Linked DNA regions of Mus musculus: regions 1 and 2 are each linked to region 3. A link is a loop called in an ENCODE intact Hi-C map of the cell type or tissue named here. Cell type or tissue: left cerebral cortex. All regions are shown on one strand.

Region 1 (8,000 bases), 64 kb after region 3:
TACAAATGCCATCTTGAAAAGTGACTTGATATTTGATAGTTATGCCTTGGGTATGTTGGTAAATAATAGCACATTATGCTTTTAACATCTACAGTCAAGATTGAACATATAAAGTGCTTATTCAAAAATAGGGTTTGCCACAATTAGATTTACTCTTAATATAAAACCTAAGTCAGGCTAATTTAGTATACTAGTATAAAACTTCTCAGTGAAAACATATTAAACAGTAAGTCATACGAGGTGATTCTTAGTACAGCAAGTTAAAGGAAAAGACTTAAATAGAATTGTGTCTATAGGTGATTTAAATATTGCAAGATACAAGTGAAATTAAAAATCTTGAATAGAAATGTATAACACTGTTTATAGTGATTATGTTTGTATGAGATGGTTGTGATATTTTGTTTCACCTTCTGTGTTGCCCATTTTTGGTATTCTAGGAATATACATGGATTTAAGAATAATTTTTAAAAATACTGTGCACAGAAACTTTTCACAAAGAAAATCATGTTTAAGAACTTTTGGACTTGGCTATGTTGGTAAATAACAGCACATTACTATCGTTTTTTGTAGTAGGTCTAACAGAATCTGTTGAATGGTTGAAATGCAGTAAAATGCAACCACATAGTTTAGCTGTGTTTAGACCAGCCACAGAAATATCATATCAATAACACACTGACCTACACACAGCTGTGAGTATGTTTTATACTGTTTTAAGAAGAAAGAAACAACCATTTAAAATAAGAAAAATTCAGTCTCTGCTCCACACTTTGTCTCCATATTTCCTCCTGTGAGTATTTTGCTTACCTTTCTAAGAAGCACTGAAGCATCCACATTTTGATCTTCCTTCTTCTTAGGCTTCATATGGTCTGTGAATTGAATTTTGGGTATTCTGAACTTTTGTGCTAATGTACACTTATCAGTGAATACATACAATGTGTGTTTCTTTATCTACATTTTAAATGTTATCCCATTTCCTGGTCCCCCGTCCCCCGTCCCCCTGTCCTTGCTTCTATGATGGTGTTCCTCCACCCACCCACCCACCCACTCCCACCTCCCTGCCCTCCATTCCCATACACTGGGACATCTATCGAGCCTTCATAGGAACAAGGACCTATCCTCCCATTGATGCCTGATAAGGCCATCATATGCTACATACGCAGCTGTAGCCATGTATACTTTTTGGTTGGTGGCTTAGTCCCTGGGAGCTCTCGGGAGGGGGGGGGGTGGTGGTTGGGTGATATTGTTGTTCTTCCTATGGGGTTGCAAACCTCTTCAGCTCCTTCAGTCCTTTATCTAATTTCTCCACTGGGGACTCCATGATCAGTCCAATGTTGACTGTGAGCATCTGCCTCTGTATTTGTCAGGCTCTGGCAATGCCTCTCAGGAGACAACTATATTAGGCTCTTTTCAGCAAGCATTTCTTGGCATCCACAATAGTATTGGGGTTTGGTGACTGAATATGGGATAAATCCCCAGGTGGGACAGTCACTGGATGGCCTTTCCTTCAGTTTCTGCTCTACAATTAGTCTTCATATTTGCTCCTTTGAGTATTTTGTTCCTCTTTCTAAAAAAGAGTGAAGTACCCACACTTTGGCCTTCCTTCTTCTTGAGTTTCATGAGGTCTGTGAATGATATCTTGGGTACTCGGAGCTTTTGGATAAATATCCACTTATCAGTGAGTGCATACCATGTGTATTCTTTTGTGATTGTGTTACCTGCTCATAGAGGAATGGGAAGCGGGGATGGGATAGGGGGCTTCCTAAGGGGAGACCTGGAAAGGGGAAAATATTTGAAATGTAAATAAAGAAAATATCCAATAAAAAATTTCTCCCAAACTAAACTTTTCTATCTTGTTTACTCATTTGAGATCTGCCATATAAAGCTCACGTTCTTAGATGGCATCATGGCTGGGTTGGGAAGTTCAGGTGGATTTGCACTATACCTCCAGTTTACACATGCCGTGCTCCCCATGGCCAGCCTGACATGACCGGTTAGGATTCATGCTTTCCTGCTAATCTTATACTAGAAAAATATTTTCCTGTCATTATTTCTCTGTCAAAGGCATTTTTGTCATTATTTCTTGTTCTTTTTTGTATCTTAATATTTATTAATTATTAACACATAAGTTATTTCAAATATACTATTTAGAAAGAGTATGAAGTGCTTACAACATTTCCAGTGATTTTAAGTGGAGCATCACGACAGCATACTAAAATCAAGCAAGAAAGGCAGAGTTGCATGTCTAGTGAAACAGACTATGAAGAAGTTGGTGTGCTAGCCGTGTGGCTAACCCTAATGTTCTCTTTCTATGTCTTTTGATATCACGTAGTTATCTCTTCAGATCATAAAGAAAGTCACCTCCTCCTAAGTGTTAGGTTTTGGCTGCTTTCAAGTCCCTGGCCTCTGGGTGAGGTTAATTGTTTTGGAAAAGCCACCAATGCTTCCTTGCTAAATCACATTCAAGACACTAATTTCATTTCTTTCCTGGCTGTGTATAGGTGAATTAGCAAAGCACCACTCCTGAATTGTTTTCCAGTCTTCAAGTGAAGCCTAATTAAAGAAATATATAGTTTTTATTGAGCTTCAAGAAAAAGGGACATGGGGCACAATTAAGTTTGCATCAATAATTAATGACATAAAATTATTAATGTAGCAAATATTACACATTAATAAGAAATATATTTTGTCACCAACTGCTGCATAAAATTCTTCTTTCATGATCTATAATCCAAAAGGAAAAATGGAAAATAAAAATAAAAAAATGTTATATTATTGCCTGAGTTTATGACTGTTAGAAATAAGATGTCTTTATATTTAAACACTATAATTTCTAAGAGGTAATTGTTCTAAATCAGCTCTTTTTAAAAGGTGAGTGATACAAGACTATTCATGATAATTTTTTTCTGTAATATGATTTTTGCTTGGCAGCCCTAATTTTTATTAGTCTGTCTAATAGCTTTCTATAATAAAAGATTACAAGTTAAAGATGAAGACAGGCCAGGGGATCCCTTATGCCAATTTCCCATCTTCTTTGGCAGAGCTTGAATTATCTGTTCTTGCTTTTAGGAGAGAGGAATTTGACATTAAAACAAGCTTTGTGTTTCATGGATCCTTATTCAGTAAGTTTTCTTAGTCACTAAAAATTCTTTGGCAAATTAAAATTTAGGATATATCTCCCTGGCCCTCATTCCCCAGTACTCTCTAGCCTATACTTTTTTTAAAAAAAATATATATTTACTTATTATATATGCAAGTACACTGTAGCTGTCTTCAGACACACCAGAAGAGGGTGTCAGATCTCATTATTCGTGGTTGTGAGCCACCATGTGATTGCTGGGATTTCAACCTTCAGAAGAACAGTCAGTGCTCTTAACCACTGAGCCATCTTTCCAGCCCTAGCTTATACTTAAAAAAGAATCAATCAAAACTCTATAACTTGCTAGTTCAACTGACTCTATAGGGTATGCTATACATCTTAAGTACCAATGACTAAGGGATAAATAAAGAAGAGGTTGCTAGCCCAGTGGCACCCATTTTTGCCTTGGGTGGTTTGTCAAAAGAAGTTCTGAGCCATGGGTCCATAGCCAAAGAGAAAGGATCCCCACGAGTTCTCTATAAATCAAAAACCCTAGAGAGCTCACTACCTAAAGTTCACAGCTTCCATGAAGACAAGTGGCAATGAGTTCCTGTGGATCTTGGTCTATTCAGAGAAGAGGGACAACAAATGAGGGAACTAAGGTAGAGTTACTTAGGCAGAACTTATCACTGTCTGCATGTTTTCCAGAACATGTGACCCATGATCTTCCAGGGATAGAGAGTTACGCATCCCAATCAGAATGGGGTATAAAAGAAGGAGGCTTGCTGCTTTAAACCGCACTGGCATGTTCTTTGCTATAGTTTCAACTAGATCAGGGGTTGGGGTGATTTATGCAGAACTGTAAGTACGTACTAAAGTATTTTGACTTGTAAACTCACCCCACCAGGAGAGGTCAGTGAAACAGAACTATATAGTTTCAATAAACACATGTAGGTTCAATGACCATTGGCTCTTGGCAATCCCCCTTTCTAGGTGGCAAAGCGTTGTTTTGTCAGAATCAAGACAAAAATGGATAATGTGTAGACATTACCAACCATATCTCTAATTTGTAAAGTCAGTTGTTTTTAAACAACAAATATTTACTGTAGGCAATTGACTGCAGGCAATATAAGTAAAAGATCTGAAATCTCCTGGTTGATAGCTAGAAAAAGAACTAAAATCTCTAGGTAGATTCTGCAATTACTGGAGAAAAAAGCTGATGAAATTGAAAACTAAATGTGGAAATTTAACAGTTTGAAGAGTTTGATAAGGCTTCATGGAGAATATGGCGTTTAAGATCATAGTAATGAGTTGGGAGGAATATGTAGCAGCAGATAGAGTGATGGCAGCTACATGCTTGGAGGTATGAAGAACGAGCATGAGCATAGAAGGTTTGGCTTGTTTCAGAGCACCATGCATTCCAAAAGTGGAAACAGATTCCCAGCAGGCCTAAGGAGCAAGGATGGAAAAGTTGCATAATGTTGAAGTTGCCTTAACATGACTGTTACAGATAATTGATCACACAGTGAACCCAATTGTGTTTCTAGTTGTGGAGTGGCTCAGCCTATACCATACACCTTTAATTCCTCTGGAATATAGACACACCCTTAGAACTCATCTTTAATCCCAAACAATAAAGATAAAGTTAGTTGTAGAAGAAAGAGTGCATGTTTGAAAGTGATGCTTAATTGAATGGCAGACAAAGTGACGAATCAGAGAAAATTTGACAGAAAAGGGTATGCCCAATGCTCATGAGAAGAGAGAGGAAGATGCTACTGAAGAGAGACCAGTGTGATAAGAGAAAGAAAAAGAGGAGGAAGGCAGTTTTACTGGGATTGTTGTACAGAGATAAATTGAAGGGAGAACAAGCTGGACACAGGTGAAGGCAGAATGAGCCAGACAATGAGAAGGAGCCAGAAGACTAGAATATATTGCCAATGTGAGTGTGAGGCCAAGCTAAGCAAATCATAAAGAAGCTGAGAGAAACCAGATTGAATCAGTCAGTGTGGAGAGGAGTTTGAGCCAGAACAGGAGAGTAGAACCAGCCAGTTGGAGGTCAGAAAGAACTAGAAAGGGCGAGCTTATTCAGTAATGTCTCAGAGGCTGAAATTATTCTCAACCTAGATTAGATTATGCAGAGGCAAGAAGCTTCCAGGACTAGGCCTAGGTTAGCATACTGAGGCAGTAAGCCTCTGGAGACCACACTTGCATCAGGAATAAAATTTCACATGACAAGCACAAGAAGCTTATTAACCAGCTCTTGGAGGGACTGCTACTCGTAGCAGAGCTGGAAGCACTATCCTTGAGTGATGTCTCATTCATTCATCTGCTGACTATCTTGGTGCTCAAGAGGAAACGGAGTTCTTGACCTACTCTTCCACTGAGCTAGATGCAAAGTCAATCGTTTTGTGCCCCTGTGAAGGGTATTGCAGTCCCATTAAGCACTTGAAGTTGGGCTTTCTAGTATGAATTTATGTTTTGTCTCAGTCACCCATGGCTATTGGTTTCTAATACATATTAAAAATCAAATCAGTATCAATTAACTTTTTCTTTTCTTAACCTGTCTCAAAGATGAAGTATCAGTAAGTATGAAAATTTGCCCTGTGTTTCATCCAATAGATGACTGTGAGCATCCACTTCGGTATTTGCCAGGCATTGGCATAGCCTTAGAAGAAAGAATTATGTCAGGGTCCTGTCAGCAAAATCTTTCTGACATATACAATCATGTCTGGGTTTGGTGGCTGATTATGGGATGGATCCCCGGGTGAGGCAGTCTCTGGATGGTCTTTCCTTCTGTCTCAGCTCCGAACTTTGTTTCTGTACTAGTCGGCCATCAATGGGAGGAGAGGCCCTTGGTATTGCAAAGATCATTATGCCCCAGTACAGGCGAATGCCAGGGCCAGGAAGCGGGAGTGGGTGGGTTGGGGAGCAGGGCAGGGGGAGGGTATAGGGGGTTTTGGGGATAGCATTTGAAATGTAAATGAAGAAAATATCTAATAAAAAAAAGCCTTAAAAAAAAGAAAATTTGCATCTTAAATGTTCTTCTAAAGCACAGACATTGATGTTGTGTTTCCCAGCCTGGGAGAGGACTGTGAGGTAGCTGGAATTTAAGAAGATTAGGATTAATGAGAAGTTACATCACCACAAATAGTTCCCCTAAGAAAACACTGGAATCCAAGCTCCCCTTTGTCTCCTACTTTAGAATTATTTATTTTATTTATTTTTAATTGAAATTTTACTTACAAAGTATTTCATATATTATTAATGTATATATTAGTATATAATATAGTATATGTTATAAATATGCTCATAAATACACATGTATATTAATCCTAGTTGCCAACTTGTCAGTATCTGGAATCTACTAAACCTAAGTATCTGGGTGAGGAACATGTGAGGAACTTTCTTGATTGAATCATTTCTTGATTGAATCTTTCCCATAGGTGGGAAGACGCACCCTACTCTGGGCCACACCTTCTGATGATAACCTACATAAAAGGACATAGAAAGGAGGAGCTTTTTTGCCCTTTCCCTTACTGGCAGGCTTATCTTCCTTATGCTGAGGCATCCCTTTGCTGGTGTTAAATCTACTTCTTCAGGATTCTAATGTATATTGAAGACCACCCAAGACATCCAGCCTGCTGGACTGAACAACTATCATATTCTTGAACTTTCTATCAAAAGACAGCCAATGTGGGACTAACTGCACCACAACCTGTAAGCCACTCTAATACACGCACACACACACACACACACACACACACACACACACACACACACAGAGAGAGAGAGAGAGAGAGAGAGAGAGAGAGAGAGAGAGAACCTAGGAAATCAGTTCTGTTTATTGCTTATTTTCTATGTGTGTCTGTGTACCAAATCATAGCCTAATTAGTGGGAAGCCATTAAGGAATAACAGTAAAAGATAGGTTTTTAAATAGATTTTCTTGAGGGACCTGAAACTTCAGTCATATAACATAAAGCAATTAGAAAGGGAATATGAGTCATTGATAGCAAATTTTTATATTCTAAAAGTTTAATAGAGTGGAAAAAGGAGAAAAAATATGGCCTTTAAAACTAGGTAGAATTGGAAGAATAAATGGGCATTTAGAGCTGGGTAGTGGAAGAACACCAGGAGGGTAGACTATGACCTGTGGGGGTTTTCTTTACCTATATGTGTCTGACTCATCTTTTTGTTTAGTCTTGGCCCTTCCTAATACCTAGTCCAAACTATTTTTGAGCCTTTCCATGTATTTATGGAATGAACACCCTATAGTTCAGAGCAAGAACAACTTAAACATAATTTAATTTATGAAATCAAGGGGAGCACTCATTGGTATGAAGGTAAAGACATCAGTTATGTGCAATACAAGGATAAATGTGTTCAGGACAGTATCTCTAATCTCAGAAATCATCCTCCATCTGCTTTGGTTAATTTAATGTGTGGATATAGATATGAGATTTAAAATCTCTTGAAGTTTCTAGGGCAGCATTTAATTTCAAGAGGGTGTGATATCTGTTGTATAACTTGCAAAAAAGTGGTTACACCACACATATGCACATGCAGGCATGCACATGCAGGTATATACTATAAGTCACACACGGTCGTGTACAGTTTAAATATGCATGAAGATAAAAATGTAGAATTTACCACCCTCTACACAGATCTTCTTGGCTTAATTATCGTCTCTGATATTATTGTTTGCTTGTTTCTTTTCTTTTTGTTTATACAGGTTATTTTATATAAGTACTCTCTCTCTCTCTGTGTGTCTCTCTTTCTCTGTCTCTCTGTCTCTTTGTCTGTCTGTCTGTCTGTCTGTCTGTCTCTCTCTCTCTCTCTCTCTCTCTCTCTCTCTCTCTAGCTGCCCACAAGTTGTACCTGAAAGACTTTCCTAGTAATCAATCTTTTTTTTTTTTCCATTTGTAG
Region 2 (8,000 bases), 77 kb after region 3:
CTGGGTGATTTTCGCCACTTCTAGGACATTGCAGAACACATATGAGTGCATAGGTGTTCATTCTAAATCAGATGTTTAGGAAGATAATGCATTTCTTTGCACTGTATAATAGCAAGGGCACTACAGCAGACTGACTTAGAAGGACTGTGGTTCAAGTCAGTATGTTTCAAACCAGACTACATTACACTCAGAAGACTTTATAGTGAATACCTTGGGCAAAAAATTGTAGTAGATTTTAAGAACCTTCATTTTCTGTCAGTTGAGAGATTTCATAAATTAAGCTTAGCTATTTCTTCCTTTTGGAAAGACTAAAATGAGAAGCTATTAAAGCATACTATTTCTTTAAAAAATTTGAATTAAATGTTTTCGTTTTCTAAAAATATACATTATCATCTTTTCTTTATCATCACTACCATTATCACTGTTATTAAAGTCAAACCTCAACTTCTCATGGTCCCAATTTTTACTAGATAATTCTGGTGTGCATGTGTGTGTGTGTTTTGTTGTTGTTGTTGTTGTTAAGAGCTAAATGGGGAAAAATGAACAAATGTGAGATTTAAGAATGAAGTATCTCTGGGTGTCACAAAGTTTCTGACACCCGGGCATGCAATAATCTCAGCCCAGTACTCATTTAATTCCAGAGGAAGAGTCCATTCACTGGGTTGGCAGACTCAACGAACAAGTATTTGTCTAAATGGAAATGGATACCATAGCATAAGAAATTTATGCAATACATTCTATGTAAAAATCACAATTCAGATGGTATAAATTTTCTTATAGTTAATTATTTGTTTTTCTGTGTATTGGCATTTTTCCTAATTTATTTTCTCTAATTATTTCTAAAATACTCCATTGTCCCTGTTACTCATGAAAATGCTCCATTTATATGTTAACTAAGATATTACAGACCAGGCTTGTGTGTGTGTGTGTGTGTTTCCCACTGCAAATTAAGGGCGTGTTTTATTTCTGCTGTTAGCTCTGATGGGATCGATCCTATATAGATCACTACTTTTAAAACCATAAAACAACTTTGGCTTTTCAAATTTTCATGTGTGCATATGGTATGCATGTGTATGTATATGCATATTTGCATGTATGTAGGCACATATGTGTGTGGTGTGTTTGCATGTGTTCACATGAATTTTTGAGGGGAAGTGGTATGGTTGAACATATGTAATATTAAAGCAGAATGGAAGAATGCTGCAGTAGAAAGAATGGAAGTAGTTGGGCTAGAGAACACCAAAACTCTATTCAAATTCATTCTTTCACTTTTCCTGACAAAGTAGCTGAGCTAGCTTCTTAACATCAAAAGAAAAATCTCCTACTCCCCACTTCTCAGTTAATTCCATTAGAAAATGCTGACTTTAATTATGAAAGGTGGCGATTTTCTTATTACATTTAATATTTTAATGTAGAAACAACAAATTGTTAGAAAAATAGCTACATTGTAGAAAGAGTTTAAATGTACAAAGAGTAGAAAGATATGAAAAACAGCCAAAGATCACATTAAATGTGAATCAACAAAGCCGAGATGGGCGTCATTTAAACCTTTGGGTGGCCTTTGAAAGTCATGAGCCAGGAGTACAGAAACATATACTCTCATCTGCAAAAGAAACAGCCTTGACATTGGCTATTAAGGGCATAGTTCCTTTCTCTCAGTACCAGCTCAGACTGAAGCCTGAGACTTGGAGCTTACTCACCACAGAGGAAATATCATGAGTTATTTGCTCGCTCTGCTGCAACAGTCCTGGCAAGCCTGGAAGTTATGTTGAGATCGTCAAATCTATAGTCCAGGATCATCTTTGTGAATCATGAAACCATATGCCACTGGTTGTCTGAGCTGAAGGAGAAGAGGGGAAAAAGGACCCCCTTCAATATACCCCAACTCCAACCCGGCAAATCTCATGATACTATCAAACAGTGCCAAGGGCCATTTGACCATCTTATACCTTTTCCATCCATGCATTAGGAAAAAAAAAATCTTTGCTATTGCTTGATCCATGTAAAATACCAGAACTCCTGTAGTGCTAACAAGGAATAAAGATCTTGCACCAGATGGTGCCTCTTGTCTCCATCTATCTCTAGCCCAAACAATCTGCCAGAGTTTTGAAGAAAAATGTGATGCGATCGTGTTGCAAAGTATATGAAGAAACAGTATGAAAAGTAATCTGGCTGAAGCAATGGGACCCAGAAGGGAGGGCTTATTATCGGTCTTTGGACCCGTGGATTAGGGCAATGCTATCTATATTTCGACTGTAAAACAAAAGACAAACTGAGATATGGAATCCTGCTAATATTTCTCTTTGTGTCTTGGCAACATACTGATAGTAAATACAGTAAAAATGTTAGGTACTTAAATCTGGGTATTTTTTGATATAGTACAAAATATTTCGATGGTTTGAACAAGTATTGCCAAAGACGAAGAGTGCCTGAACTCTATACTTACATTACTTTTTGATACTAATTATTGCTCTTAATATAGGCAAATTATCTACATTATAGTGTACCACAATCATGGGTACAGCTATATCCCTTTTGCAGAACATTTTAAGTATTTTTTGAAATCTTCTGGATGAGTTGCGTATACATATGTGTGTGCTTGTATTATGTATTTGTGGTGTGTATGTGGGGGCATTGTATGAGATTTCTATTTTTCTATGGGATTTCAGAAGCAATAGTGTTGTTAAATACCCTACTGTCATATGCTTTGATCACAGTTCCAATACTTTGCTATCAATTTTATCAAATATCTATGTCATTTTTGAAGTGCTTTAAAGAAAAATATATTTAGTAGTAGAGAAAAGAGGTCTTTTCTAAAAGTCAGTCATTGAGGGCATAACAATTAATACTGTCTCTATACGAACAATTTAAATAATAAACCTAGAAAATAACTCTGATTAGACAGTAAGTAGCTCATTGGTGTTCCTAGAAGTGTGGTCTGGAGACTGATGGTGATCAGAAAATTAGCAGACATTGGAGATGAGACAATGCAAAAACTGAGCAACAGAATTTGGAATTTTTTACCAACAGCTGTGGTAGCCAAGCATGCGCTCCTTTACCCAGCACTTCATTGTGTTTTAGTTTACAAAATACCAACCCAGGGCAGATTGTGTGAAATGAAGCCCACTCACGCAAATAAATAGTTGAGACAGAGAGTCTACAACTTCATCATTTCATCGAAGAAAGACTAAAATAGAGACAATGGCCTCACCCAGGAAGAGGGTCTATAGCCTTCATCCACTTACATGTTAACCATGATCAGGAGCTTTAGTGGCTCTTATGAAAAGGAAAGAATAGCTCTTGGCAAAATTGTAGTGACGAAGGAATAGGATGAAGTCACAGATTGAGTGGGATGCATGACAAGAAGGCACATATTGCCCATACCCAACATCGGCCTGGGTGATGGAATCACACACAGAAACTTCAGCGGCAAGGAGGCTTCAAAAACACCCGGCCAGAAAAATAATTCTGGCTTTTTAGCTTTGCACTAGCAATGGAAAAACATCTATTTACAAATTCACAGTGAACCATGAAAGACTGTGGGCCTCAACCGAAGAGTTCAATATTAGAAATTTAGAACAGATGGGAAGCTCTTCCCTATACATTTACCGAGAAAGAGAAATTATCCTCTCCATATTTTCCAGTGCTAGAGACAATACGATTTGCAATCTTTCCTTTTTCTTTACTAGGTTGATGCTACATAGGAATGAAAGGACAAAAGCCTGGTTGTTCCTAGCTTCATGGGTCACATGGTCACTTTTCAAAGCTTTGAAGTACTGCCCTGGCTAGGGTTTGTAGAACCTGAGGATAATAAGGATGATATGATATTACTAAATAAAATTATAATTAAAATTTAAATTCTCTCTCTGCTAGTAACATTAGAAATGAGTATTGGTTAGATCTTCATATTAGTTCCATAATATTTTGATTTCTTTATTAACCTTTTAGTGGAGGTCTAATAATATTCTTAGTGATAACTATATTAATGTTATAGTTTTTATTACATTATTTCTTGATTTTATATCAATCATTTTGTGAACATATAGCATTTTTATAGGATATAATGATGTCCAGTACATATAGCTGTGTCTATTGTTGCCTCATAGACACATACACCCCGCCACACACACACCAAAACAGAAAACAAACAAACAACAACAACAATAACAAAACAACAACAACACAGAACTCTTCCAGATGATCTCTTCTGGTTTTTTGATACAGTGGCAAAGCAAATGCTTTTACTCAGTTAAGAATCCATATTTCTAGATGCAGGAGACAGTAAATCTCATTTAAAATAGAGTAGAAGTTGTTTACTTTAAAGGTATTTATCACAGATATTTTGATTTCACAGTTGGAAGGAAGGACTTGTCGTTTTGTCTTCTTTAATTGAGTACTTAACTCATCATAAGTTGTTCAAGAAAGAAGGCACATTCTATTTATCATTGGACACTGAGATGAGTAGAAAGAAATGTTGCATTTCCATGTACTGTAGAAATCCTGCTGCATACTGACTGTGAACCTACTGTTGAATAAATACTTGGGACCAAATCAGTGCCTGATAAATAAGTCCTTTTAGGCTATTAACAGGTACAAAAAGTTTATACACAACAAAACATTTCAACTTCCTTTGTTAACAAACAAATTTACTGAGAAAGAGAAATTATCCTCTTCATATTTTTCAGTGCTAGAGACAATACGATTTGCAATCATTCCTTTTTCTTTACTAGGTTGATGCTACATAGGAATGAAAGGACAAAAGCCTGGTTGTTCCCTTTCTTCTTGAGCACACTTTTAAAACTCCACTTTGCCTCTCTACTTCATATCATTTTTTTCTTCTCCATGCTTGGGCATCCTTTGGTGAGCAGAGTGCTTTTCTCATGTTGCCATCTATTGCGGCTGTCACATGGTGTGCTGGATGCTTCAACGGAATCGCATCCTATTCATCTACTGTCAGAGGTGGCAATGCAGCAGACAGGGATGTTTGTAATTGAAACAAACAAAGCATGTGCTGTTACAGATTTGTATGCTAAACCTTCACAACAAAACTAAGCAGCTATTTGCTTTAAATATGTCAATTAACTGTTACTAATGTACAGTGCACTTCTGGGTTAAGGATGATTGATAGTTACACGCGGTGAAATGTTCTTAAACTAGAGTCAGGAAATGGAAATGTAGGAAAAGGAATGAGCCAGCAGCTGACAGCACTAGTTACAGGTTTCAAAACAACACTTGCAAGCCATTCCGTTATTGTTTCTTTCTTCCTTGTGCAGTCTGTTAGCCAATAATACACTAAAAAAGTTTTGGAAAAGAGAGAATGTTGTAGTGTGAAGTAGACATCATGGGCCTAATCTTATTTGTTTCACTCAGGCAGAACGCTTAGAAGCACAGTAGGAGTTTTGCCTGAGTGAGAAGAGGAGGCTTGTCTCTTTTAAATACCCATCAATGGATCTGTTGCAATTACAAAACTAATTAAAGGGAGAGATGGCTTTTCCCTTAGTTCCAGTGGTCTTTCTCAGCAAACAGTCACTTTGTCATTTGCTCAAGACTCACACTGCTCAGTAGAGAGACACAGAGACAAATGTTAACACAAGGTTACATCTCTCTATATATGTGCAAAAACACTTTTACATGTAAGACTAAATAGTAAAAGAGAAAGAGGTTATGAATTCAAAAGTGGGAGTACATGGAGAAATAACTGGGAAGGGTTGAATAGAGGAAACAAGGGGAAACTGATGCAATTCTATTTCAATAAAAATGTATTAATTTTCGTGGGAACTAAACTTACAAAGAATAAAAGGAAACAGAGGAAATTAACATTTTACACACATACATATATACATATATATATGTATATAATCATACAATCAACAAGAAAATATAAAATAAATGCCTTGCTTATAATTCATACTCTCAGCATATGTTAATATAGATAAACGACATCTCAAAAACCTGGTCATCCTCCATTGCTAGCATGGGACAGTCCAGATCCATAAATCTCTATCTGATAATTGCTACAGTGTCTGGCACAGTACTTTGGGTACTCAGGGAAACCAGGATATGCATCTTGAATCAACACAATGGCCTGATTGCTGCCCAGTTTTGGAAATTACTGTTAAAGCCTGCCATTTTGTTGAGATGATTTAAATCCAAGAACTCGGCCAGCTGACATGATTTAACAAAGCTAAATGTAAAACTCTTTGTGCCACAGACACTATCTATGCATTCTTTTAGTCAAATACAAAAGGAAGAAGAAATTTTCTAGAAACCAAATTTAATATTGGAGTCCATTTGATGTGCATCTTTAAATGTGCACATGAACATTTTAGTAAGTCATTTCATATTCCCCTCAATACACACACACACACACACACACGGGAATATTAATTGATTTTCTTGACAATGAAAGAAACCATTGTAATTCAGTATTTCTTATGTGTGACAGGTGGGTGAATGTGTAGCAGTAATGTTAAATCGAGGTAACAGAAGTAACATAATGTGATTCCTAGTTCATTCATATTTGAAGAAGCAACCTCAGCTACGAACTATAGTAAGTTGTTATTTAATGAGGTATCTGAAGTACCCAAGGTGTCTGTAGACTTATTGACTTGTAGAGAACTGTGCTAATGCACACATAGCTTGCTATCTCAGGTTTTGTCTTGCCTCTACAGGCTTAATTTACAGGCTTTTGAGCCATGGAGCTTTCCAGTGGGGTCAGGTAGTGAAAAAACAAGATGCCTAGGGGCCACTAAGGTTCAGGCAAATAGATGGAACTAGAAAATATCATCCTGAGCAAGGTAACCCAGATCTACAAGAATATGCAGGATATGTACACACCAATCAGTAAATATTAGCCATAAAGTACAGAATACCCATGATACATCTTACAAAGTGTGTGAAGTTTAACAAGAAGGAGGACCCAAGTGAGGATGCTTCAATCCCACTTAGAAGGGGAAACAAAATAATCATGGGATTCAGAGGGAGGGAGGGACCTTTGTATAAGAAGGGAGGTGGAGGAGAAAGGGGGGGACAAGATTAGGTATAGGGGGGGAGACAGGAAAGAAGCCCAAAGGTACAGGAGTCTGAATGGAAATTTTTCTGGATGTGGAGGGTGGGGGCAGAGTGAACCTCTAGAAAGTCCCAGAGACCTAGGGTATGAGAAGCTCCCAGGACTCATTGGGGATGACCTTAGCTAAAATGCTCAACAGTGGGGAGATGGAACCTGAAGAGACAACCTCCAGTAGATAAATAGGGCTCCCAGTGGAGGGACAGAAACACTCACACATCTTCAATATTTGTGACCCAGAATTGTTCTTGTCTAAAGGAAATGCAGGGACAAAAATGGAACAGAGACTAAAGAAATGGTTATCCAGTGACCAGCCCAATTTGGGATCCATCCCATAGGCAGGCACCAAACCCTGACACCATTTCTGATTCCATGTTGTGCTTGTACACAGAAGCCTGACATAGCTGTCCTCTGAGAGGCTCTACCAGTGCTGACTGAGACAGATGCAGATACTTACAGCTAACCATTAGACTGAGGTTGGGGACCTCAATGGAAGTGTTAGGGGAAAAACTGAAAGAGTTGAAGTGGATGACAACCCCATAGGAAGAACAACAGCATCAACTAACCAGGACCCCTCAGAGCTCCCAGAGTCAAAGCCACCAACCAAAGAGCATCCATGGGCTGATCCATGGCCTTAGACACAGACTACCTGGCCTGGCCTCAGTAGGAGAGGATGAGTCTAATCCTGTAGAAAATTGATGCGCTGGGGAAGGGGGATGCAGGATGAAGTGGGTGAGGTGGAGATAGGTGGGTAGGTGAGCAGCCTCTCAGAGGCAAAGGGGAGAGGGATGGGGTGAAGAATTCTGGGAGGGAGGACCAGGAAGTGGGGCAGCATTTGGAATGTAAATCCATAAAATAACTTAATAAGCAAAATAAAATGAAAAAGAAGAGTAGAGCCCTGTTACTTGTCAGTCTCTCAGTGCACAGGTGCTTT
Region 3 (8,000 bases):
CTTTATTTAAAGAATCTTACTTTTTTTCTTCAAATAACTATGGGAGATAATAGTATTGTTATTTGCAGACAAACCAAACCAAACCAAACCAAACCAAACCAAACCAAACCAAACCAAACCAAACCAAACCAAACCAAACCAAACAACCAACTATCTCAACTATCCAAAAACAAATTAAGAAAGAATAGAAGGTAACAGGAGAGACAGACACATGGGCAAAGTTCAATGATATAAACATGTATAAAATGTAATTATGAAGCCCTCTATTTTGTGTCCTAATTATAACATAAACTTATACTTCTGCCTTATACATACATGAAAAAGCAAAGCCTATTAACAGTGTCATCATGTACAGAAAATTTGAGTTGCAAAAGCTCACCCGATTGTAGCCAGATGCCATGTAGTGATCTTACAGGTGAGTAAGATTTGTCTAGGCGATTGGGGTATTTTCACTGCAGAAACTTTATTTGTTGTGTTAGTTATGGAACATTGACTTCATGAACATAGCAACTGGGATGTCCCTTGAAAACAGTTCCATTATTTTGTCTATAACTATTCTGGTTCCCTTATAAATTTAGAGTCCCATGCATTTTAAAATCCTATCCAATTCAATAATTAAAGCCATCCTTTTAGGTAATGCTGTCTGTTTAGGAAAACACGCTTAGTCTCCCAGATTTTTCAGCCTTCTGTCCACTTCTGGGCTCTCCTTCAAGTTAGTGTCTAGTTATTTTACAGACTTCAGGGTGGTAGGGAAGAGCTGGCATTACTGGGTGTTGAGTTCTACTGGTCCTCGAAGATTCATGATGATATCCCTTGTCTACGGGGTTTGTAGGTACTAGAGATGAGGTTGACACCTGCTCTCTTGGTTTGATCTGCTTGCCAGGAAAATAGCCTGGTTGGGGCTACAAAAGTTCAATCTCTGATTTATTTTCCTGTAGCTCCCGGTGGAAGCCCAAACTGGGTCTCTTCCATGGAGGTCTTTTGTTTGCCAAGTCTCAACACAGCTGCCTCCTTGGGACTGAGAGTAGGGTGCTATGGAAACTCCTTGTTTTTATCTATGCCACACTGAAACCAAGGAAAGTCTAGGAAAGCCATTGCATGCTGTGTAGGTAGTTCTAGCCTGTTTCCTTCTGAATTCAGATGCAGAAGTTGAATTTGTACTTCTCTTGGGCCTCTTCCCACCCAACCACTAAGAAGAGAAAAGAAAAAAGGGGAGTGGGAAACTGAGACACAGTCTCAAAAATGCCCAATCCAGAATGGATTTTCTGACTCTGAACTAAGCCCTCCCATGATGTTTGAAAAAGTATGTGACCTAGAGAGCTCACAGGTAGAAGGGACTCTGTTTTTATAATGAGAGACATATGGCTAAATTGTCCAGGATTAATTCATGTAATAGAAAGTAGGTTCTAAAAGCATTTAGCAAATCTGTTTATTCTACACAGGGCTTTACTTTTGAGCCAAATGCTTATCTTTTCCTGATCTAGGGCAGTAAGATTTCTGTATTGGCCTTAGCAAAATGAAATGTGATTTAGGAAATGTTTTGAGATACATTGGTTTAGTATGTGCGAATTAACACTCCCTGTATAGTTCAAAGTCTGGAAACGTGTGGCTGAATGTGCAGTTTGTACTCTGTCTCCTGGTGAGGTTAACATGAGAACCACTCCTAATACACTTTGTCTAGCAAGTAGCAAAGGTGGGAAACTGGGTTTGCTGTGAACTAAAAGTGGATAAAAACTAATAGATTATATTTAGTATCCAGTCTGTAAAAAGGGAGAAGTAATTACAAACAAAAATCAGGCAAACACTTCTTTTATCAATAAAGAATGAATTAACCAACCTGTGACATTTGCAGTGCAGTGTTTCAGTTTAAACTGACATTTTAAAGAAACTATTTCCTGAGTGTTTTGTAAAAGAAAAAGTATTAATAAATTTTATTTTACAAATGCTCTGGCGTTCTCTTTTGCTTGTTAGCAAATTAATTCACCTCCTCTATATTTCTTTTCCAGTTAGACTTCATACTAAAGGGCCTTTCGAACAGAAAAGAGAATTAAACTATGACAATATAAAAATCTATCTAGGCAATCATGTTTTTTTAAGCCATACTCTATATTTGTAGTATGTGAGAGGATATTGCTCTTATGGTACAAATGGATGATTGTAAGTCCTGGGTTAGACCTCGAAGTAAAGACTCTTCTACCATGCTAGTGCCACCACTAAGTCTCACGAAAGCTTTTATTCTTTTTAAATTTTGAGTCAAAATTTCTCCCAAATCCCAAATTCATGATAAAAAAAATCCCAGTTTGCAATTTCCAGACCAACACACATACAGTAGAGGACTTCTGGGTCTGTGTTCATTCAGAGATGATGCACCTAATGCTCAAGAGACTGGAGGCCCCAGGGAGTTTAGAGGTCAGGTGGGGTGGGGAGTGGGGGCATCCACATGGAGACAGGTGGGGAGGGAAGGAGGTGTGGGATGTGGAGCAGTTGGAGGGTGGATGGGGGGTGGGAAATGGAATATGGAGTGTAAAATTTGAATTAAAAATAAAATAAAATAAAATAAATTTAAAAAGAATCCCATATAACGACCATGTTTTTCTAAAACAGTCTCTGTAACTATGGGCACATGTGTTCGTGTTAGTGAAAAGTGTGTATTTGGAATTGAGGCAGGAGCTTTACTTGACAGTTTACAGAACAGATAAAAACAACTTCCCCTTTCTCTCCTGTGCGCACAGAGCACAGGGATTCCCAAACCTTCTTGGTGAACTTAAAGATAATGTATAGAAAACTGGAATTCCTTCTTATTCCCCATCGTTAGTATTTATATTGTATTACTCATAGATGTTAGACATTGCTAACAGATTTAGTTGTGTTTTGTGAAAGTTAAAAATTTCTCTTCTTCCTTAAAAACCTAGAAATTCAGATGAAATGAAATGCAAAAAGCTATTGTAGACCTCTTTGTGTGTGTGTGGCTTAATCACAGAAAGCGTTAAATGAAATAAAAATTTAAATATAATTTTAGGACGTTCTTCTTCCAGCAGACACTTAGGTGGTACTTCTGGGAAGCAGTCTGAATTGAGGAATTTGGCATGATTTTGAATAGTGGGCAAAAGCATATTTAAATTATATTAAATGTGTAGGAGTAATTTTAATATAGGAAATATATTTTGTCATAATTTCTAGAGCTTTTTATTATTTCTACTTTTGGAAAATGGAATTTGGTTGATTTTTTGCCCAGAAAAATATTATTCTTTTTAATGAAAAAATAGAGTTTATAACTGAGATTTCTAGTCATTATACCAGGATAACAATGAGGTCCTCTGACTCTCCTTGCCTTTGTGAGAGAACAAACAACTTAGCAACCTATCACAAATACAGAACACTGCTGCTTTCTTCTTAGTATATATTAGTGTAAGTATTATATTAAATATGCTTGTAATGTGTATGTATGTGTAAATATACACACAAATATATATTTAACAATTAATAGTGTAACTATATTAGTACATAATAGTATAACTCAATTAGCCATTGCTTTCTTCTGTTAGAGTTTCTGTGTGAAAACAGCAGCCAGCTGAAAAGGAAGCTCTCCATCGTTTGCACTGTCTTTCAGAGGCCTCACTGCAACTTAGGTAACATGATTTCTAATATGTCCCTAGGACTGTGGAAAGAAACTGGCTTTGTAGAATGTGTACATTTGAACATCATGGAGGAATAAATATCTTTCCCTTGCAATTCAAATTGTATCCAGTGATACTATTTTTATGCCTCTTACTAGGAAATGAAATACCTCTAAATTTAGTGCTTTGGAATTTTATTTCCACTAAAATTTTCTTCAGATCTGTGAGCACCATAGTAACAGCTATGTGAGCTGATTCTTCATTACAACGTGCCGATAAGAGCTTCACTCAAGACAGCTCCTTTGGGATGACTGAAACTAAAAATTGATTCTGATAACATTAGAACAAATTTAAAGACAAAATGATGAAAACATCAGGGAAAGTGTGCGTGCTATGGACAAATATTACTCCCCTTTAAGAAAGATTTTGTTTTATCAATTTCTTCTAGATAAAAGCTAGAATGTATTTAACAAAAATTTAAATTTCTTTGGTTATTTCATAGATTGTTAGGATTTTTCTCTTCTAAAAAATAATTTTTGATAAGAAACATGAAAAATTCAGTTGAATTTATTTATGGCCTACATAAAGATGTTAGTATCCTTTATAATATTTTTTTAAAAATGTAATTCTAAGTAATATAGGTGTGAAAAATAACTTCACATAATCTATTCTAATGAAAAGACAATAATCAATAAATTATTTTGTAGGAAATATCTTTATTAAAATAAAACAGTTCACTAGATTGAGCTCAGACCATTTGAGAAAGGAGCCCCTGAATAAATCAGGTTGATAACTGATTAGCAGAGCATGTAATTGGTCATTTTACACATCTGCAAAATTTCTTTATATAAATCTTACCTTTAACATGTTCAAAGGAAAAATTTATTTTGGGCACGTTGTCCATGAGTATCAGTTGACATTTATACAGTGCACAGAATTTATAGTGTGGGTTAGGATGTTGGCCATAATTCCAGGCCAATAGTTTGTAAAGGGAAGATTCCATTTTGTACTGTTTATAAAATGTTACTCTGCAGTTCTGTGCTCCAAGACTAACAAAGTCTACTCAAGTCTACTCTGGCACTGCAGTTTAACTTACTGCATTCATTAAGTGAGGCTAAGATTGTCCTAATTATATGTTATCAACAATTAAGAAATAGATCACACACCACAGAGTGGCTAAAACATTGTGTATTCTTGGCTGGTTGCCAGCAGAGGTGTCATGTTCCATTCTACCTTGTCATCAGCCACATTCCTGCTTCTGCAGAGCAAGTAGCAGCTGCATTAGACAAAATAACTCAACTTCTCACATGTGCTTTTTCTTTAGGAAAGAGCTCACACTGAACTGCATTTCTTCAGTGATTAGTACTACACCTGAGTGAATTTGTGGGGAACAAAAATGTATTCTACTCAAATAGAAATTTTCACTGATATAATCTTTCATGGTTTTCAAATGCATTTGTCTCATCAAAATAATGGTTTTACTTTCATGCTGAAACTATTGCCAAATGGAATCTGTGGGCCCAAAGCACTCTACTTTTTCGGCAATGATTTTCCTATACCTCAAATTACATAACTTTACGGATGCTCTGTTTCAAAGGAAAACAATCTTTATTGATCCAAGCAGTCAGAATTAATTGTGAATCTCTGATCTTAAAACTCCTGGCAAAAGCCTTTTATTCAGAACACCCATATGCCAGATGTCCAACACTTCACGAATCCTTGTGGGAATGATTGGGTTTTCAAATACTCTGATTGTTCAATCTACTGTGGCTTCTGAAAGCAGAGTTTCAGCAAGGAGTTCACCTGATCAGAAAACAGGCTCAGGCAACTTTATGAAAAGCTAGATTGGACCTGGCTTTTGCTTCAGTTGTCATCTTTGTTCCTGATAAAGTCAAAATGGATTTTTAGAAATTTCTCTCCTTTCCTTGTGTTTGGCCAGGAGACCTTGGCACAGCAGGTGTGTGCTGTTGCAGAATGAGAGTGATGTTGCTGGGGTAGGATGCTGAGTCAATAAACCCTGACAGCTAACGGCTATTTGTTCCTCAAATGCTTTCTGAAAATATGGAAAGCTATATCTCATAGGAAGAAAGGGTCTTAAACTTCTCCACAGAGGATGGATACATGAGAACATGAGTTGTATATTATCAGTTGACTTGAATCTTGAAAGCTTTACTGGCTCCTGTATGAATCAAAATAGAGGTCATACGGACTCCTTAATTAAGAGATATCAAAGACATTCAAGAGAACCACACAAAATCTCTAGTATGCATGTAAACCACCTTAGGCCATTGTGTACTAAGACTATTTCCTACTGAGGCAATAGTTTTTCCATTCTTGCTTTATAGGAGAATATCTTTGCTGCATTTGTAACCCATAGATATCTGCTATTCTCTAAAACAAATCATTTGGAATGTTAATGACCTTTGATTTCATACTGGATTCTTTGATTTCATTTGGAAATCTTGAGTGATATCTCAATAAATATATCTAGAGATTCTGGCAAATTCCATTAGGGAATATCTAGTCTGTTGTAGGTAGCCATACCAACACCACAGCTAAAGAACTAGCCACAGAACCCATCGTCTCTCACAGTTTCTTCTTATGTCCCTGCTGTTTCTTCTCCTTTCGCCCTTTCTTCCTCCTTAGTTTCTCCTTCTTATCTTACAATGTGCTTCTCCTCTCTGCTATTGGTTTAATGTGACACACTAGACTACTGTAAGATAGTCAATTATAAATGATTAGTTCCTCGGGCCATTATTGAATCTTGTTATGGTGCAGCAATGCATTGGTAATGCGTTTGCCAGTTCGAGCCATTACAGGGATCAGTGTCTATACCCAGCAACTTCTTGGTGATGAAGGACTTTTATTTGGCTTTCTTTCTCTTTACACTACCCGGTTACCCATGTATACTGTCTAATTTTTTTTTTTTTTTTTTACATCCAGGATGCTTTTCAGAAATATATCCAACAGTTTTTGATTTGTTCAATAGTTTTTTTCTTTATTGATTTTGTTTAATCTTATTCTTATTAAAAATAACTCACCACTTCTCTTTTGACCTGCAGTTGATTTTCATATATCTTTTCTCTCTTGAGAATAGCTTTTACTTTTCCTTGCTAGCTTTCTTCTATACTTTAGGATTTTTTAATACTATAACTTAAGTTCAGTCTAAATTGCTGGGACAGCCGCTTTTGTCAAAGTCCCCTACACTTTGCTGACCACATCTCTGACTGACAGGGTGTGATACCTTCAGGTCTTCCAAGAGAATTGCTTCCAGTGAAAACACTGGAATAACATTGTTGAGCTATAATTTGTGATCAAACATAAGATAATTCTTTGAAGCCACTTTTACCATATCACTTTAAGTTAATATAATTCTGAATCTCAAAACTAATACATCTCATATTAAGACTGCATGTTAACACATGATTCTAACATTAATAGAAAGAAGTCTGTGTAGACATCTGTGAAAACATAGTAGACTTAGTCTTCCATGTTTTTGAACACTCAAGGGAAGGAATTATTGTTGTTTTTAGACTCTAGTCTATAGATGCATAGCTTTTACATTTACTGAATTATTTGGGCTAAGTACCATTTTTCCATTACCATGGCCCTCGAGCACAAATGCATACAATTAGCATATTAGGAGTATATTGGAAAACATATTTGGTATATGCATCATTGTGAGAAAAAGAATTTCAATCATAAGAGAGGTTATTTACTTTTGTTTCAAAATATACAGTACCAGACCCAAAGCTGAATCCATTAGTGTTGCAAACAGTTCTATCCTTTACTTAAGAGCCCAGTAATTCCATTTGCCACTTCTATTCTTCTCCATTTCATTAGCAACCTCCTATACAGTAAAAATGTTTGCAGGAAGTGTATAGTGGTTCCATGGGGCATGCTTGACAGCCTAGAGTAAATGCCTGGGAAACAGGGAGCCCCCTTTACACTCTGGAGCCAGTAGGACAAATCACTGAAATCCTCTTAGATATTAAAAGGGAATATCCTGAGATATTCTGAAATCTCAAAAGGACTAACAAAGTTCATTCCATTTGTCATTGAAATTTGACAGTGATGTAGAACAAAACCTTTCCGCAGCGGGGACAGGCTGCACCGAAATCCTTTTGCAACAAAGAAATTAGGTCAGCAGAAATTTAGGTCAACACCTTACAGATATGTCCTCATGCCTGAAAGAAGCCAGGAAAATGTAAAATATAACATACAGGAAGGTTATTGTTTTTGTATTTAATTCAATAGGTGGTACCTTCCGAAGCATCCTGTGATATAAATACAGCTATGATTCAGCAGAAAGGCAATTGCCTTTTACATCACTAGAGTTGCTCCTGATAAACCTGAAAGCAATAACTGAAGTACTTCTAGCTG

Evidence for each region. Peaks named below come from ENCODE experiments on the same cell type or tissue, not always from the same donor. Only the 100,000 strongest peaks of a DNase experiment are listed, where the experiment ranks them.
Region 1: a loop joins it to region 3, with 2.9 times the contacts of the local background. A loop is called at or near these places in 5 of 42 quality-filtered maps.
Region 2: it touches region 3 in a loop (2.0-fold over the local background); 2 of 42 quality-filtered maps call a loop at or near these places.

Annotation. Positions count from the first base shown.
Region 1 is chr13:83,384,303-83,392,302 of GRCm38, reverse strand. No RefSeq gene overlaps it. Among named protein-coding and RNA genes, the nearest start is that of Gm33217, 32 kb to the right of the region's middle. In left cerebral cortex, no CTCF peak of the experiment used is centred here; no DNase peak of the experiment used is centred here.
Region 2 is chr13:83,370,367-83,378,366 of GRCm38, reverse strand. No RefSeq gene overlaps it. Among named protein-coding and RNA genes, the nearest start is that of Gm33217, 18 kb to the right of the region's middle. In left cerebral cortex, no CTCF peak of the experiment used is centred here; DNase peaks (open chromatin) are centred at 1,791, 2,052 and 4,870; H3K27ac peaks cover 848 bases.
Region 3 is chr13:83,447,847-83,455,846 of GRCm38, reverse strand. No RefSeq gene overlaps it. Among named protein-coding and RNA genes, the nearest start is that of Gm33274, 5.4 kb to the right of the region's middle. In left cerebral cortex, no CTCF peak of the experiment used is centred here; DNase peaks (open chromatin) are centred at 925, 3,696, 3,812 and 4,849.